2 separate regions of the Homo sapiens genome follow, and region 1 is linked to region 2. Evidence: read pairs that join two places in POLR2A ChIA-PET (ENCODE). Cell type or tissue: PC-9. All regions are shown on one strand. Links, peaks and the distances in the headings refer to the core of each region. The heading gives the core; the rest is flanking DNA. Region 1 has its middle 13 kb from the start of LINC01480. Region 2 holds the start of B9D2 (B9 domain containing 2).

The links. Peaks named below come from ENCODE experiments on the same cell type or tissue, not always from the same donor. Only the 100,000 strongest peaks of a DNase experiment are listed, where the experiment ranks them.
Region 1: POLR2A ChIA-PET joins it to region 2 with 17 read pairs; 8 of 35 experiments call an interaction of 5 or more read pairs at or near these places.

What each region holds. Positions count from the first base shown.
Region 1 is chr19:41,544,637-41,553,055 of GRCh38, forward strand. It overlaps a transcript of CEACAM21 not described here. Among named protein-coding and RNA genes, the nearest start is that of LINC01480, 13 kb to the left of the region's middle. In PC-9, for the core only: no CTCF peak of the experiment used is centred there; no DNase peak of the experiment used is centred there; H3K27me3 peaks cover 7,808 bases.
Region 2 is chr19:41,359,070-41,367,488 of GRCh38, forward strand. B9D2 (B9 domain containing 2) reads right to left here and starts at 5,080. Exons shown (of 4, transcript NM_030578.4): 1 at 4,889-5,080; 2 at 4,363-4,454. The coding sequence starts at 4,450. It also overlaps a transcript of TMEM91 not described here. RefSeq lists an enhancer at 4,936-5,055. In PC-9, for the core only: a CTCF peak has its summit at 7,527; DNase peaks (open chromatin) are centred at 3,562, 4,862 and 5,162; H3K4me3 peaks cover 2,177 bases; H3K27ac peaks cover 1,561 bases.

The sequences.
Region 1 (8,419 bases), core at 228-8,227, 190 kb after region 2:
AAGAGACTCCATTTTGAAAAAGACCTGTACTTTGAACAATGGCTTTGCTGAGATGTTGTTAATTTGTAGCTTTGCCCCAGCCACTTTGACCCAGCCACTTTGACCCAACTTGGAGCTCACAAAAACATGTGTTGTATGAAATCAAGGTTTAAGGGACCTAGGGCTGTGCAGGATGTGCCTTGTTAACAAAATATTTACAAGCAGTATACTTGGTAAAGGTCATTGCCATTCTCTAGTCTCAATAAACCAGGGGCACAATACACTGTGGAAAGCCGCAGGGACCTCTGCCCTTGAAAGCGGGGTATTGTCCAAGGTTTCTCCCCATGTGATAGTCTGAAATATGGCCTCATGGGATGAGAAGGACCTGACTGTCCCCCAGCCCAACACCCATAAAGGGTCTGTGCTGAGGTGGATTAGTAAAAGAGGAAAGCCTCTTGCAGTCGAGATGGAGGAAGGCCACTGTCTCCTGCTTGCCCCTCAGAACTGAATGTCTCGGTGTAAAACCCAATTGTACATTTGTTCAACTCTGAGATAGGAGAAAAGCTGCCCTGTGGCGGGAGGTGAGACATGTTTGCAGTAATACTGCCTTGTTATTCTTTACTCCACTGAGATGTTTGGGTGGAGAGAAACATAAATCTGGCCTGAGTGCACGTCCAGGCATAGTACTTTCCCTTGAACTTAATTATGATATAGATTCTTTTGCTCACATGTTTTTCATTGACCTTCTCCTTATTATCACCCTGCTCTCCTACTACATTCCTTTTTGCTGAAATAATGAAAATAATAATCAATAAAAACTGAGGAAACTCAGAGGCCGGTGCCGGTGCAGGCCCTTGGTGTGCTGAGTGCTGGTCCCCTGGACCCACTGTTGTTTCTTTATACTTTGTCTCTGTGTCTTATTTCTTTTCTCTGTCTCTCCTCCCACCCAACTAGAAATACCCACAGGTGTGGAGAGGCAGGCCACCCCTTCAAATATATAGGACCCAGAACCAGTCCATTGGGGAGGAAGCTTTCAAGGGACACATTTTGGCTGGGAAGGAGGACAGTGAAGCTCTCCAGCCAGGGAGGACGCCTGGCAGTCACAGTGATCTCGGAGGGGCCCTGCACACTTCCACCACTTCCGGTTCCTCGATTCCTCTCCACCACACCCATTTTCTGAGTTCTCCTGGGCACCAGGCACTGGAAGCCGTTCCTGCTCTCATTCCTCACCCCCCTTTTCTTCATTCTTCAGGGCACGACATTCTCCAACATGTTCACATCCCTCAATTTTCCTTCCCCACCTGTCTGGAGTCTGAAGCTCCAGGCACTGCAAGGATGTGAGTTGGGGACCTGTTTGTTCTCCCCGTTTTACTGGATCTTTCAGGGTCTCCATTGTCCAACTTACTAGGAGCCCTGAATGCTTGCCGACTCTACCCCATCTGCTCCATTCTGTGGGCTGTGTCCTCTCTCAAACCTCCCAGGTCTTTCAGGCCCAGGCCCCCTCCTCCACTTGCTTGTGCCCAGGCTCCTACCCAGCCTCTGCTAGGATCCAGTATTGTCAACAATAAATAGATCTCCTTGGAATCAGGGTAACTGGCAAGCTCGGTTGAAGGACGTATGAGAGGATGGAGGTGGAGAGTTCACTCTCCCAAAGTGCCCCTCACACACACACGCAATGGGGACAATGCCAGAGCCTGACCTTATTTCACAGCAAGCTGCCCAAATCTCACCTTGCTCAGTGCTGGACACTGAAAACACTGACCCTCCCAGTGAAAGCTGCTCTCCTCTGTTCTTAGTCCCCACGCCAGGCCACTCTGCATTCTGTACCCTTCCCCCAGGCTGGTGTCCCAGACCGTACTTTACCCAGAGAGCCCTGCCCTCAAACTCACTTCCTCTCCGGACAGGCTTTCTGCCTTAAGCTGCGCTTCTTCCTCGGTGGTAGCAGGAGGCCTTCCTCTCCCTCCTCCCTCTATGATTTCTTGCACCTAAATGAATCTAACCTTGCTCTCACCTTTGTCCCTTGTGCCCTAACTTCTGTTGACACCTTCATCTGGTGCCCCTGACATAACCCTGGGGCTCCTGAGCCCTGGGACATTTGTATCTAGACAACCACGAGCCTAACACCCTAAACAGACACAGGCATAGACACACACACACACACACACACACACACACCCAGCACCAAAGCTGCTCCTACCCCAGTCACACTGGAATTAGATGAAAACCCCAGGCTTTGGACTCCTTGGCTGTGAGGGTCTTCCTGGAAAGAGCCAGGTCCAGCTGCATTTTCTCATACCCTGAAATCGCACCACTACACCCCAGCCTGAGCAACAGAGCCAGACTCCATCATTTAAAAAAAAAAAAAAAGTACCCAAAAGAGTTCCAGAATAAGATAAAAATGGTTTACATACAATCTCGCTATCTGGGAATATAAAGTGCAGTTACTAAAAGCAGGGAATCTCTTTCCTGAAACTATTTCTAACTCTGTGAGGAGCTGCTAGATTCTACAGTGCCTGACAGACAGCTCTCAAGGGCCGTTTGGCTTGTGAATGGCATTTCCAAGGCAAACATCTTGTTTGAAAGCTGCTGCTCTGGTTAAAGAAGGGTCATGAAAGTCTTTTTTTTTTTCCAGTTATTTGGGTGAAGTATGTTTTTGCGAGCAAATTTACCTTTCCCTCTGCGTTCTCCACATTTTGGGTTGTGATTTTATGACAATATAGTTTGTATATTCAACTTATACATATTTATAGTGTTCAGTAAGAGCCTTTTAAAATAAAACAATTGAACACATTGGTTATTTTCACAAGACTCTAACCAAAATAGTATATTTTTAGGTAAAAACCCAGGAAAATTAACTCAAAAGTAGCCTATATGGCCGATGAATTCTTGCTGCATTTTATGCAAATTATCAGGCCAAGTGTAATAAGCCTAAAATTGATTTTGCACACAAATTGGTCTTACTGTAATTTCTCTTTAATAGGAAAAATAGGGGGCTACAGACCAACCAGGATCTTCATGAGGACCAGTGAGCACAGGAGTAGGAAAGGGGTCACTAGCATCACTGAGATGCAGGTGGTGGCCATTCCTCATAGAAAACGAGATTTTTGGGGAACCTCCCATAGTGCTGAGCTCCATAGTGCCCACGGGGATGACAGAATCTGAGAATGGCTGGGACCAGGACTTTTGTCATCAAAAGCCAGCTGGAGGGTATAGGCAGTAAAATTGGAATGCAGCAAAGGGAGGCTGACCTGCAAAGCACTAGGAGGGATCTCATAAAACCTGTTACCCTTAGAGGCAAGACAGGTGGAAAAAGAGTAAGTATGTCACTTAGTAGACATAATCAAGAGGAGCAGAAAGCCAAGGTCAGCTGTCCGCCATAGAATGTCATGATCCCTTGCTCAGTGAAGACCTGAGACAGTCCTCACACCACTATATGTTTTTCTTTTTATAACCTTTATTAAAATACAGTTTATTTTTTCATTTACTTGGCACATTTGTATAATTGTGAAATTGTTTTCTTAGTAGTTTTAGTTACATATACTCAGTATAATGTTAGCTTTTAGGAACCCCTCTTTAGTAAAAATAAAACAAAAACGTAAGCAATTTTAATTGGTAGGAGTTGCAGAGCCCACAGCAAAGGACAGAGCTGTGGAAAATGTCTGACTCTTCCCAGCACGGAGTCGGGCCGTGGCTCCTTTCACATGTCCCCAGACCTCAGCTAGAATTGAATGCTCTAAAACAGACAGGCCAGATGATTATTTAAAATGTTTTGGAAACAGTTTTTGACCTGCAAATATTTAGTAATGGCAATATTTCACATGTCTCATGTGGACAAAATGTCTACATTGTGAAGATATTTTTCTTTTACTTTACTAATAATTTTTAAAACTGACTTTATTGTTTTAAGTTTTGTAAAGTCACATGAACTAAAAGGCAATTGAGTTAACGTTTCAATTTTTCTGATAAAGACTTGATTGAAGTGTTTATTTTTAAGCCAATGAATGAGAGATTTATCATATATTTTGAAGTGAAACGCTATATACACATGACTCATCTAAATATACAGACTGAGGTCAATTTTATAGATTTAGAACTTTTTTTATTTGTTGGGCTTTTAATATTTTTTAAAAGCTTTACATCCTTTATTTTTGATAATTTGTGATTTCCCTGGTGCAATTATTTGGAGCCCACAGCAGTTGGGATCTGTGTATGCAGCAGAGGGTGCCCCTCCAAGCCTCTGGCTCTCTAAGGCCTCCTTCCATTTCAAGGGTAATTAAAATAAGGCTGATTGTTAGGGATTCTGGTGTGATGAACCCCAGCCCTCTCCCACTTCTGGGGGCTAAGTGTTTACATGCCATCGCCCTTTGTTCCCCTACTGGGCCTCACATCACCTTCTTCCTCTTCTGGACTCAAATCTCTCTCTGCTTCCCCTTCCTAAGGACACTTGGGATTTCACGAGGGTCTAGCTAGATAAGCCGGGAGAACCTCCCACTGTTAAGATAATTAACTTCCTCACATTCACAAAAGCTCCTTTGCCACAGAAAGTCACTCTCACAGGCTACAGGTCATAGTTCGCAGTTACAGGAACTTGAAAATATTCTGCCTTCAAGTCCACCAGCTTTTGTAAAAAGCATCTGTTTCCTGTCCTGTGTAGTTGAGCACACTAAAGTCTTGTTCCCTTAGTCATTCCTCCTTCTGCTGCCCCTGTGGGGAGGGTCTTGCTGCCTGTACCCACCTCTGACATTTGCACTCTTAGACAACATAGCCGCTAATTTGTTGGAAAGGCGTTAAATTAAAAAAAAAAAAGTGCTATTTACCGCCTCCCTCTTTGACAGAAGACTGTCTGTCAAAGTAACCCCGCCCCAAGTGACTTTTTAAGGGGTGGCTCACCAGGAGGGAGTCAGAGCAGAACTTGGACTGAGTCCTGCAGGACACAGGTATTAGCTTTTCTCTTTTATTTGCTTTATGTTTCATTTACTTCTTTGGATCGAATAGCTCCAATTGTATTGCTGTTATTTGGTTTTTCATTTTGTTGTTGGGTTTTTTGATGTGGTGTTTTTTTGTTTTGTTTTGTTTCTTTTTGTCTTTTTAGAAAGAGGGTTTCCCTCTATTGCCCTGGCTGGAGTACAGTGGTGGAATCACTGTTCACTACAGCCTCCAACTTATTCCTGGGCTCAAGCAATCCTTCTGTCTCCATCTCCTGAGCAGCTGGGACTCTAGGCATTTGCCACCGTGCCCAATTTTTTTTTAATTCCTTTTTAAAAATATTTTAATCCTTTCCGGAAAAAAATATGTTTTCCATGGACTTGCTTATTTCCTTTATACAGTCCATTGTCGTTGAATTCTTATTTGAATTTGTGATACACCCTCTCATAGGGAACATAACAAATTTCCTCCCACAGCAATTAATGACGAGTGCGATGAGAAGCATAATGACAATGATTAACTTGATAATTAAAAATCTAATCAACCAACTGTTGATGATTGTACTAAACAAAATAATTTCATTTTTACACAACCAGTTGTATGTGAACTATGTTGAAAACAGGATGCATGACTGGCGGCCAGAACAAAGAAGTTTGGTTTAATTTCTATCTATACACCCAGTAAAATATCTGTAATACCACTGGAAAACCTTAAAATACATTATCTATTTCTTGTAAAAGAATGATGAAATGTGAATTTGAACAGCATAAATATGTACAAGTATCTCTTCTCAACGGAAAAAATTATGTTTGTGGATGAAATATGAACCGAGTTTGTGGATGAAATATGAGCAGCATGAATATGCACAGATATCTCTCCTCAATGGAAAAAATCACGTACAAAATATAAGAACCCAGTTTGTGGATGCGTGAATAATGATAAATTGAGGCCGGGCGCGGTGGCTCACGCCTGTAATCCCAGCACTTTGGGAGGCTGAGATGGGCGGATGACCCGAGGTCCGGAGCTCAAATCCAGCTCGACCAATGCGGTGAAACCCCATCTCTAGTAAAAATACGAAAATTAGCCGGGTGTGGTGGCGCATGCCTGTAATCCCAGCTACTCGGGAAGCTGAGGCAGGAGAAATGCTTGAACCCTGGAGGTGGAGGTTAATAGTGTGCCCAGATCGCACGACTGCACTCCAGACTGGGTAACAGAGTGAGACTCCGCTTCAAAAAAACAAAAAACAAAGAATAATAATAATAACGATAAATCCTATATGTTACGGTAAAAATCTTCATGAGAACAAATTTACTATCATTTTTTCTACTGAATGGATGATCATGAAAAGGAATTTATTTTTATTTCGTATGATGGACTGAGCATCATGAAAAAAAATACTACCTTTTGGATTGTTGAACTTCCATCCTGAGAAATTTACTATTGTGCTGCATGCTGCAGTGATGATCTTGTGATCTCAGCAATGCCCATGGGGCAATTTACATCGGGACTCGTTTCATCTCTAGACCTTCACTTACCTGAGAAAGACAAGTGTCTTTTGATAAATAAAATATTGTTAAATGCAATGTTGCCTCATGATTTTTTTTTTCTTTTCCTTTTCCTTTTTTTTTTTTTTTTTAGATGTAGTTTCACTCTTCTTGCCCAGGCTGGAGTGTAATGGTGCGATCTTGGCTCGCTGCAATCTCTGTCTCCCAGGTTTAAGTGATTCTCCTGCCTCAGCCTCCTGAGTAGTTGAGATTACAGGTACACACCACAATGCCCAGTGAACTTTGTATTTTTAGTAGAGTCGAGGTTTCACCATGTTGGCCTCGCTGGTCTCGAACTCCCGACCTCAGGTGATCCACCTCCTGGGCCTCCCAAAGTGCTGGGATTACAGGCATGGGCTACCACGTTCAGCCATGATTGTTTCCAGGGTGATTTGCTACACATGTTGGGGTGAGTCTCTGGGTTGTGTGCCGAGCAGGGGAGGCTCTCAATATGGAGAGAACCCGTGAAGTGGGGGAGGAGGTTTCCATGGGGTCTGAGAGGCTGAGGGCCATGAGCCTGCCTGGGTTTAGGAAATGGGAATGTTTCACAGGGTGAACTTGGGGTTTGAGTCCTGAGGGTGTTTGAGAACTTTTTTCTTCAGGAGGGGAAGCTTCAGGGGAAATAAAGACAATCCTGGATGCCTCAAGGGGCATTTCCTAATTTCAGAAAAATCAAACCAGGAACAGTATGAAAATGGCCTCCTTGAAGACGGTGTTCCCTGAGTACCTAGAACCCAAAACCGGTCAGTTGGGGAGGAAGCCTTCAAGGGCCACATTTTGGCTGGGAAGGAGGACAGTGAAGCTCTACCGCCAGGCAGGAAGCCCAGCCAGTGTGTTCCCAGACCAAACTCAGGGTCTGGCTGCTATTTCTCACGGCCCAATAACGAGATGCAGATAAACTGGGGAGGAAGAGAGTTTTTTATTTCTGGAACCGGTTACAGAGAGAAGGCCCAGAAAATATCTCCAGACCAACTGTAAATTACAAGGTTTTCCAGAGCTTATATATTTTCTAAGATGTATGTCTACGTGTCAGTGTGCATTTATCTAAAGATATAAGTGATTAACTTCTTTTAATCTGTAACTCTAGTCTAAGTCTTGGAGACCTTTCTCTGGAGCCTCAGTACATTTACTTAAATCTAAATGAGTCCAGGTGCTGGGGCTATTACCCTGACCTTGTCTCCTGCTCAATCACAGAGGTTTGGGGGGGGTTCCTTTAGACCCCCAATGAACTTGTTTGTGGAGGCCTGGCGAGTTTCTTCAGACCCCCAATTAAATTTGTTTAATCCTAAACAGGTCTGGTTAAGAATTCCTTCTTTGTTTTGTCATGCTGTAAGGCCCAGGAAAGGCCTAGGTAAAACCCTTGGTGGGCTTTTGTTACATTCTAGCCTTTGTAGAAAGGCGCTGGCACTTTCAGCTTTTGATACTGAACTTAACCACTCAGTCAGTACTGAAGTAGTTGTGATGGGGACCTCCATTAGTGAAATCTGGCCTGCCACAATCCCCACTGTCAATTTGCGCATGATTTCTATCATGCTTGTATATTTATTTATCACAAGAATCATAGGGAGATGGAGCATTGTAATCTTTCTGGCTACTTCCTGCTGAGAGGGGGTCATCGTTATGGGGCACCGAATGCAGCACTGGAGTGGAAAAAGTCGATTTGTTCCCAGTAGCACTCTCTGTTTCGGGGGTGTAGAGGCAGCACCTGCTAAAACATAATAGTAGGCAACAGCAACACATATAAATAGGTTGCTGCTACTTCCTTCAGAAGTTTCGGTTGTCTAGTCTTCAGTTCACAGGGCTTTAAGAAAGCACAGCTTAGGTTTCAGTGATTTCCAATTAAGAAAAATGGGGAAAAAGGGAAAGAAAAAGGAAACAAATGAAAAGATTATTTAGGAGACTTGTAGCCAGAGAAATACGAATTTAACCCAAACTGTAGAAAATAATAAAAACTGAATGCCAGACTAGAA
Region 2 (8,419 bases), core at 190-8,189:
CTGCAGTGAGCCGAGATTGCACCACTGCACTCCAGCTGGTGTGACACAGTGAGACTCCATCTCAAAAAATGAACAAACAAGCCAGGCGCAGTGACTCACGCCTGTAATCTCAGCACTTTGGGAGGCTGAGGCGGGCTGATCACCTGAGGTCAGGAGTTTGAGACCAGCCCGGCCAACATGGCGAAATCCCATCTCTACTAAAAATACAAAAATTAGGATGGGCGCAGTGGCTCACATCTGTAATCCTAGCACTTTGGGAAGCCAAGGCAGGTGGATCACTTGAGGTCAGGGGTTCGAGACCAGCCTGGCCAAAATGGTAAAACTCTGTCTCTACTAAAAACACACACACACACACCCACAAAATTAGCCACGTCTGTAATCCCAGCACTTTGGGAGACTAAGGCAGGCAGATCACAAGGTCAAGAGATCGAGACCATCCTGGCCAACATTCTGAAACCCTATCTCTACTAAAAAAATACAAAAATTAGCTGGGTGTGGTGGCGCACGCCCATAGTCCCAGCTACTCAGGAGGCTGAGGCAGGAGAATCACTTGAACCCAGGAGGCGGAGGTTGCAGTGAGCCAAGATGGTCCCATTGCACTCCAGCCTGGGCAACAAGAGCGAAATTCCATCTAAAAAAAAAAAGAAAAGAAAAAAAGAAAATGCACCGAGTACTAACTAAATCCCAGATGCTATGCTAAGTACTTTAAGCATCCATTCATTTAATCCACCCTCTAGGACTCTTAATCCCCTCCTCACCCCCCAGTTTACAGACCCTCCACCATGGCCCACGTGGCCTGGCTCTTGCTCCCCTCCCTGAGTTCATCTCCCATCACTCTCCCCCTCCCTCATCACCCTCTGGCCTCACTGTCCCACTTCTGACTCCCCACCTCAGGGCCTTTGCACTGGCTGTTCCCTCTGCCTAGAAAGCTCTGCTCCTGGGTGTCCCCATCCCTAGCTTTTGTTTTCATCCTTCAGGGCCCAGCTCAAGTGCCACTTCCACAGAGGGGTTCTCCCTGACCCTCTTCACCAAACACTAGTCCCTGCCACATCATTTCTTTTCATCCTAGCACTTACCACTGTCTGGAATCACGGTGCTCCTTTCTTTTTTTGGGGGGGTGGGGGGAGACAAGATCTCCCTCTGTCACCCAGGCTGGAGTGCAGTGGCACAATCACAGCTCACTACAACCTTGACCTCCCAGGATCAAGCAATCCTCCCACCTCAACCTCCCAAGTAGTTGGGACGACAGGCACACAGCACTATGCTTTGCTAATTTTTTATTTATTTGTAGAGACGGGGGTCTCACTATGTTGCCCAGGCTGGTCTCAAACTCCTGGGCTCAAGTGATCCTCCTGCTCCAGTCTCCCAAAGTGCTGGCATTACAGGGGTGAGTCACCACACCCAACTGCACTCGTTTATCTGTTTATTTATTTTATTTTATTTATTTTTTTTTGAGACAGACTTTTGCTCTTGTTGCCCAAGCTGGAGTGCAATGGCACCATCTCGGCTCACTGCAACCTCCGCCTCCTGGGTTCAAGCGATTCTCCTGCCTCAGCCTCTCGAGTAGCTGGGATTACAGGCACACGCCGCCATGCCCAGCTAATTTTTTTTGTATTTTTAGTAGAAATGGGGTTTTACCATGTTAGCCAGGCTGGTCTCAAACTCCTGACCTCAGGTGATCTGCCCGCCTCGGACTCCCAAAGTGCTGGGATTACAGGCATGAGCCACCGCGCCTGGCCTGCTTATTTATTTTCTGTCTCCCCTACTGTATGGCCCAGGAAAACAGGGACCTTGCACACTGCTGGATCCCCAAGACCACAAACCCAGCTCTTGGTATACAGAAGGTGCTCAATAAATGTTTCTTGGACAAATAAGTGATCCTAGGAGGTGGGAGCTAATATAATCCCCATTTAACAGGTAAAGAAACAGGCTCTGAGAAGGTGAGTTCATGAACATTTATTCAGCACCTGCTATGTGCCAAGCACTGTTTTCCATGCTGGTGACATAGCAGTGACTATAGCAGACCAAGGTCCCATCATGGGACTGGATTCAGACTCAGCTCTAACTGCAGAGCCCAAGCCTTTCATCCAACTGCCTCAGTATTCTTGGCTGGATCAACATCCCCAGCAACTCCCTGAAATAATAAAAATCAGGTTAGTCATTACTCCCTTCTGGGCTGAGTTGAGGGAAGCACCAGGCCCTGCGTCAGGCTCCTTAAAAGCAAGATTTCCCAACAGCCCTATGAAGAACAAATGAGGAAACTGAGGCTCCAAGAGGGGACAGCCTCTGCCCAGGGTCACAGAGAAGGTGAGTGGTCCAACCTGGAAACCAAGTCTGACTCCAGAGCCTGCCCCTCATCCATCAGCTGGAGGGTTCCGATTTCCTGGGAATTTCAACTTCCACCTCACTTACCTGTAGAATCAAAAAGGACCCAGGGGCCAGGCGCAGTGGCTCACACCTGTAATCCCAGCACTTTGGAAGGCCTACGCAGGCGGATCACTTAAGGCCAGGAGTTCGAGACCAGCCTGGCCGACATGGTGAAACCCCATCTCTACTAAAAATACAAAAATTAGCTGGGTATGGTAGCGGGTGCCTGTAGTCCCAGCCACTCGGGAGGCTGACATAGGAGAATCGCTTGAACCCAGGAGGCAGAGATTGCAGTGAGCCGAGATCGTGCCACTGCACTCTAGCTTGGCTACAGAGTGAGACTCTGTCTCAAAAAAAAAAGGGCCAGGCGCAGTGGCTCACGCCTGTAATCCCAGCACTTTGGAAGGCCTACGCAGGCGGATCACTTAAGGCCAGGAGTTCAAGACCAGCCTGGCCGACATGGTGAAACCCCATCTCTACTAAAAATACAAAAATTAGCTGGGTATGGTAGCGGGTGCCTGTAGTCCCAGCCACTCGGGAGGCTGACATAGGAGAATCGCTTGAACCCAGGAGGCAGAGATTGCAGTGAGCCGAGATCGTGCCACTGCACTCTAGCTTGGCTACAGAGTGAGACTCTGTCTCAAAAAAAAAAAAAAAAAAAAAAGGGCCAGGCGCAGTGGCTCACGCCTGTAATCCCAGCACTTTGGGAGGCCGAGATGGGCAGATCACAAGGTCAGGAGATCGAGACCATCCTGGCTAACACAGTGAAACCCCATCTCTACTAAAAATACAAAAAAAAAAAAAATAGCCGGGCATGGTGGCGAGCGCCTGTAGTCCCAGCTATGCAGGAGGCTGAGGCAGGAGAATGGCATGAACCTGGAAGGCTGAGCTAGATTGCACCACTGCACTACAGCCTGGGAAACAGAACGAGTCTCAAAAAAAAAAAAAAAAAAAAAAAAGGGACTAGGACTCAGGCCTGAAGACATGATAATGCCAAATGGCCACATCTGTTTCATAGACATTCATCTGTGCCACGCAACAACATACCCCAGGCTTTACAAACAAGACCCCATCAAAGTCTTGTATAAGCCAGGCAAACACTGAATGAGCACTTCCTATTCCAGCCCTATTCCTATTCTAAGTGCTGTTGATACTCGTTTAGTACTCATGACAACTTCAACAGGTAAATATTTCTATGACTCTCATTGTACAAACAAGGAAGTCGAGGTGAAGAGAAGTGCCCAAGTTCACATAATCAGCCCAAGGGTGCCTTAACAAGCAATAACTGGTTTTGAACCCAGGCAGTCTGTGCTCTTAACCTCAAACCTGTGCTGCTTCTTAGCTACTATTAGCTTCACTTTGAAACAAGGAAACTGAGGCTCAAAGTGGTCGAGTCCAAAGGTCTCCAATTAATAGGTGGGGGAGTTAATATTTAAATGCAGATCTGGCAGCCCATGACCCTAACCATTACACTATACCATGACTCTATAGGGCCTCAGTTGGGGAAGCATGAACAAAATTACTTTCCTGGGACGTGGCGGCTCACGTTTTTAATCCTAGCACTTTGAGAGGCTGAAGTGGGTGGCCTGTTTGAGCGCAGGAGTTCGAGACCAGCCTGGGCAACATAGCGAGACCCTGTCTCTACAAAAAATAAAAAAAATTAGCCAGATTTGGTGGTGCGTGTCTGTAGTCCCAGCTTCTCAGGAGGCTGAGGCGGGAGGATCACTAGAGCCCGAGAGTTCGAGGCTGCACTGAGCTATGATCACACCACCTTACTCCAGCCCGGGCGCAGAGAGAGACCCTGTCTGTATCCCACCCCTCACACACACAAAGATGGGAGCTTGAGACTCATGTGGACAGGGTGTGGGCTGGGCCTGGAGTACTGAGAACTGATGGAAATGAGGTTAAGAGTCTGCGTTAAGGGGTGGAGGAAGGAGCATGTAGCCTCTAGGCTAGGGGTCTTGGTGTGGAAATGAACCAGGCTTGGGGGAATACCTGTGTGAATGCCCCACTTGCAGAAGAGGCTACTTTCCGAGAAACCGCTGGCCCCTATGATCTGCCCGATCACGTGCACCTCAGCCATGGCCCTGGGAGGGGAAAAATATAATCACAACCCTGTGAGGTAAGTGTATTATCTCCATTTGACGGGGGGGAAACTGAGGCCCAGCAAGTAAAGGGTAGTACTAGGATTCCAAGCTAGCTTCGTCACACCCCTGAGGCTGAGGTCTTGACCACAGATCCTAATTGCCAACCCATGAAAGCCTGGAAAAAATGGGGGGACCCTTGTCTGGGGAACCAGCATTTAACTCTGGGAAGTCCAAAATAACCTTTTCGGGTTCAGGTCGGCGGAAAGCCCCGCCCGAAGGGGCTATGGCTCCGCCCACGAGCGCAAAAGACCCGCCTTCCGCGTCACGCCAGCCACCCCGCTTCCCTCCCCCAGCAAGCTCCATAAGGCGCATGCGTTATGAGTTCAGGTCCGACTTAACCCCGCCTCTAAGCGCAGCGCATGCGTCATTCCTACCTTAGCGCACTTAACGGTTAGGAGAGGAGAAAGCGGCAACCGGGGTTGTAGTTCATGGGCTTGACTGCTTCTTTTCTCCGCGGGCGCCGACCAGGCCTGGCTCGCGCCTCTCCCAGGACCCGCCTGGCTGCGAGATATGTAAGCCGCGATACTTCCGCGACCGCGCTCGTCTTGGTTTCCGTGGTTGTTGCTGGGGCAACAGCAGGCTCCTCCCCTAGCTTTGTACTCGCTCTGCGCGCTACTAATTGGTGCTAGCCGTCTGCGGGGGGCGGGGTGAAGCTGTGATGGACATTTTCCTCCTCCGCTCCATTTTGGGAAAATAGCGTCTCTCCAGCTACGGCAAAGGGTTCCGCCATTTTGGGCGTGGCTAGGAAGCTGCCATGTTGAGTGTGGCTGAGGAAGTTTGAGTGCAGTTTCTCCCAGATACCTTCTTTACCAAAAAAGCAAATCCCTAACTGCTCCGTGCTGCGCCTACCCCACCGAAGAGCTCTCTGTGGTCCGGGATCACAAATCAGAGATTGAACCAGGACCAAGGGGGAATTCCTTCCAGGACCTCGTGTACATCCCCGGCCTTGTAACTGGAAAACAAAGCAAAAAAATCACTCCTCATTCAGAGAGTGGAGAAGTTGGGGAGTGGGTTCTGCTTCCGTTTTAGAGTTCCCCTAGGTTTCTCAAGGACAAGGAAGGAAGGAAGTTGGATAAGTCCAACTTCCTTCTCGGAGCTACTACCAAGTTCACTGTTACTGCTTGATTCTGAGCAAGGAGCGGTTGGGGTAGCGAAGAGAAATGAGGAACTAAGATTCCCTTATTTGCAGAAAATCCTCTTTCCTATTGATTGATTTATCAATCAAGAAATGGAGATGTTGTCCCTGGATGCCATCCTAGATGCCATCATTTCCCACATCAAGCCAGTCATCAGGTCCCATCAAGGCTCCTTAAAAGGGTCTCACTCTGTCACCCAGGCTGGAGTACGGTGGCTCGATCACAGCTCATTGCAGCCTCTTAACTCCTGGGTTCAAGGGATCCTCCTACCTCAGCCTCCCATGTAGCTGGTATCACAGACATGCACCACCACGGCTGGCTAATTCTTTTTTTTTTTTTTAAGAGATGGAGTCCTGCTATGTTGCTATGTTGCCCAGTCTTGTCTTGACCTCCTGGGCTCTAGCTATCCTCCCAGTTCTCCCTCCCAAACTGCCGGGATTACAGGCGTGAGCCACCCAGCCAGGCCAATAGATACAAAGTATTTACAAGCTACCATTGGCTAGGCGCGGTGGCTCATAACTGTAATCCCAGCCCTTTGGAAGGCTGAGGCGGGAAGAGCTCTTGAGGCCAGAAGTTCGAATATAGGGAGACCCCATTAATAATGCATATATCAACTAGTGAAGTATTCCATTGAATTGTTTAATATAAATGTTATCCTATTGAAATGTTGTACCCTCGTTATAATTTTGGTTTTTTACTTTTTGAGATGGCGTCTCCCCCTGTCATCCAGGCTGGAGTGCAGTGGTGCGATCCCAGCTCACTGCAATCTCTGCCTCCCGGGTTCAAGAGATTCTCCTGCCTCAGCCTCCCGAGTAGCTGGGACTACAGGCGTGCACCACCACACCCAGCTAATTTTTGTATTTTTAGTAGAGACGGGTTTTCACCATATTGGCCAGACCGGTCTCAAACTCCTGACCTCAGGTGGTCCACCCGCCTCAGCCTCCCAAAGTGCTGGGATTACAGGCGTTAGCCACCGTGACCGGCCGGGTTTTTTTTTTTTTTTTTTTTTTTGACAGAGTCTCCCTCTGTCGCCCAGGCTGGAGTGCAGTGGCATGATCTCTGCTCACCACAACCTCCGCCTCCCAGGTTCAAGCAATTCTTCTGTCTCAGCCTCCTTAGTAGCTGGGATTGCAGGCACCCACCACTATATCTAGCTAATGTTTGTGCTTTTAGTAGAGATGGAGTTCCACCATGTTGGTCAGGCTGGTCTCGAACTCCTGGCCTCATGTGATCCTTCTGCCTCAGCCTCCCAAAGTGCTGGGATTACAGGCATGAGCCACCTCGCCTGGGCCCAGCTACTTTTTGTATTTTCTTTTTTATTTTATTTATTTACTTTTTTTTTTTTTTTTTTTTGAGACAGAATCTTGCTCTGTTGCCCAGGCTGGAGTGAGCCTCTGCACCTGGCAGAGGTTTCACTTTTAAATGATCTTTCTGTCCTTTAAGCTGGAGCTGGGGAAAATGTATTTATTTATTTATTTATTTCTGGATGCTGTGTGGGTGAGGTAGACAGCTCTAACCTTTCAGCTCTTGGGGCCCCTGGTCCCCTAGTGGTGGCACCAGCCTTGCATTCTCTTTTCTCAAGCCCCCATTTTGTCCATCAGGAAATCTTACTGCCTCTACTTTTGAAATACACCCTAAATCCCACTTCTCACCTCTTTGTCGCCCTGCACCTTGATCTGTCCAAGTTCATCTATCACCTGGACTATGACAGGGACCTTGTCTCTGGGGTCCCCTTTGCCAACCCCTCTAGTTTGCACCCCACATGCAGCTGGAACCCTGTGAACACCTAAGTCAGGTCCCATCTGCTCAGACCCGTCCAGTGGTCCCCATTTCACTCAGGGTAAAAGCCAAAGTCTTATCATGCATGACAAGGCTCTCCACAACCTGGCTGGCACCTCCTGCCTCATTTTTGTATTTTTAGTAGAGACGGGGTTTCGCCATGTTGGCCAGGCAGGTCTCAAACTCCTGACCTCAGGTGATCTGCCCACCTTGGCCTCCCAAAGTGCTGAGATTACAGGCATGAGCCACTGCTCCCGGCTGAGGTCTTCATTCTGAAGGCTCCCATGTATACATGTTAAATAAAAGAAAATAAATTATCGTCAACTATAAATAATGAGATTCAGAAAATATGATTGAGGCCGGATTCGGTGGTTCATGCCCGTAATCCCAGCACTTTGGGAGGCCAAGGAGAGTGGATACCCTGAGGTCAGGAGTTCGAGACCAGCCTGGCCAACATATAGCGAAACCCTGTCTCTACTAAAAAATACCAAAACTAGATGGGTGTGGTGGCACATGCCTGTGGTGTCAGCTATTTGGGAAGCTGAGGCAGGAGCATCACTTGAACCTGGGAGGCAGCAGTTGCAGTGAGCCGAGATCACGCCACCGCACTTCAGCCTGGGCGACAGAGCCAGACTTCTACTCTCAAAAAAGAAAAAAAAGAAAAGAAAGGAAAATATGATTAACTATAGAGTTTATTCCAGGCTACAGGACCAGTACATATGTTACAACAGTTTCATTAGTACATCTTGCTATGCTGCAGGGAAGATTGCGTTAACATTCTGATAGGAGGAGGAGTACTCTTTCTTTCTTTCTTTCTCCTTTCTTTTTTCTTGAGATAAGATCTTGCTCTGGGGCTGGGCGCGGTGGCTCACGCCTGTAATCCCAGCACTTTGGGAGGTTGAGGCGGGCAAATCACGAGGTCAGGGGTTCAAGACCAGCCTGGCCAACATGATGAAACCTCGTGTCTACTAAAAATACAAAAATTAGCTG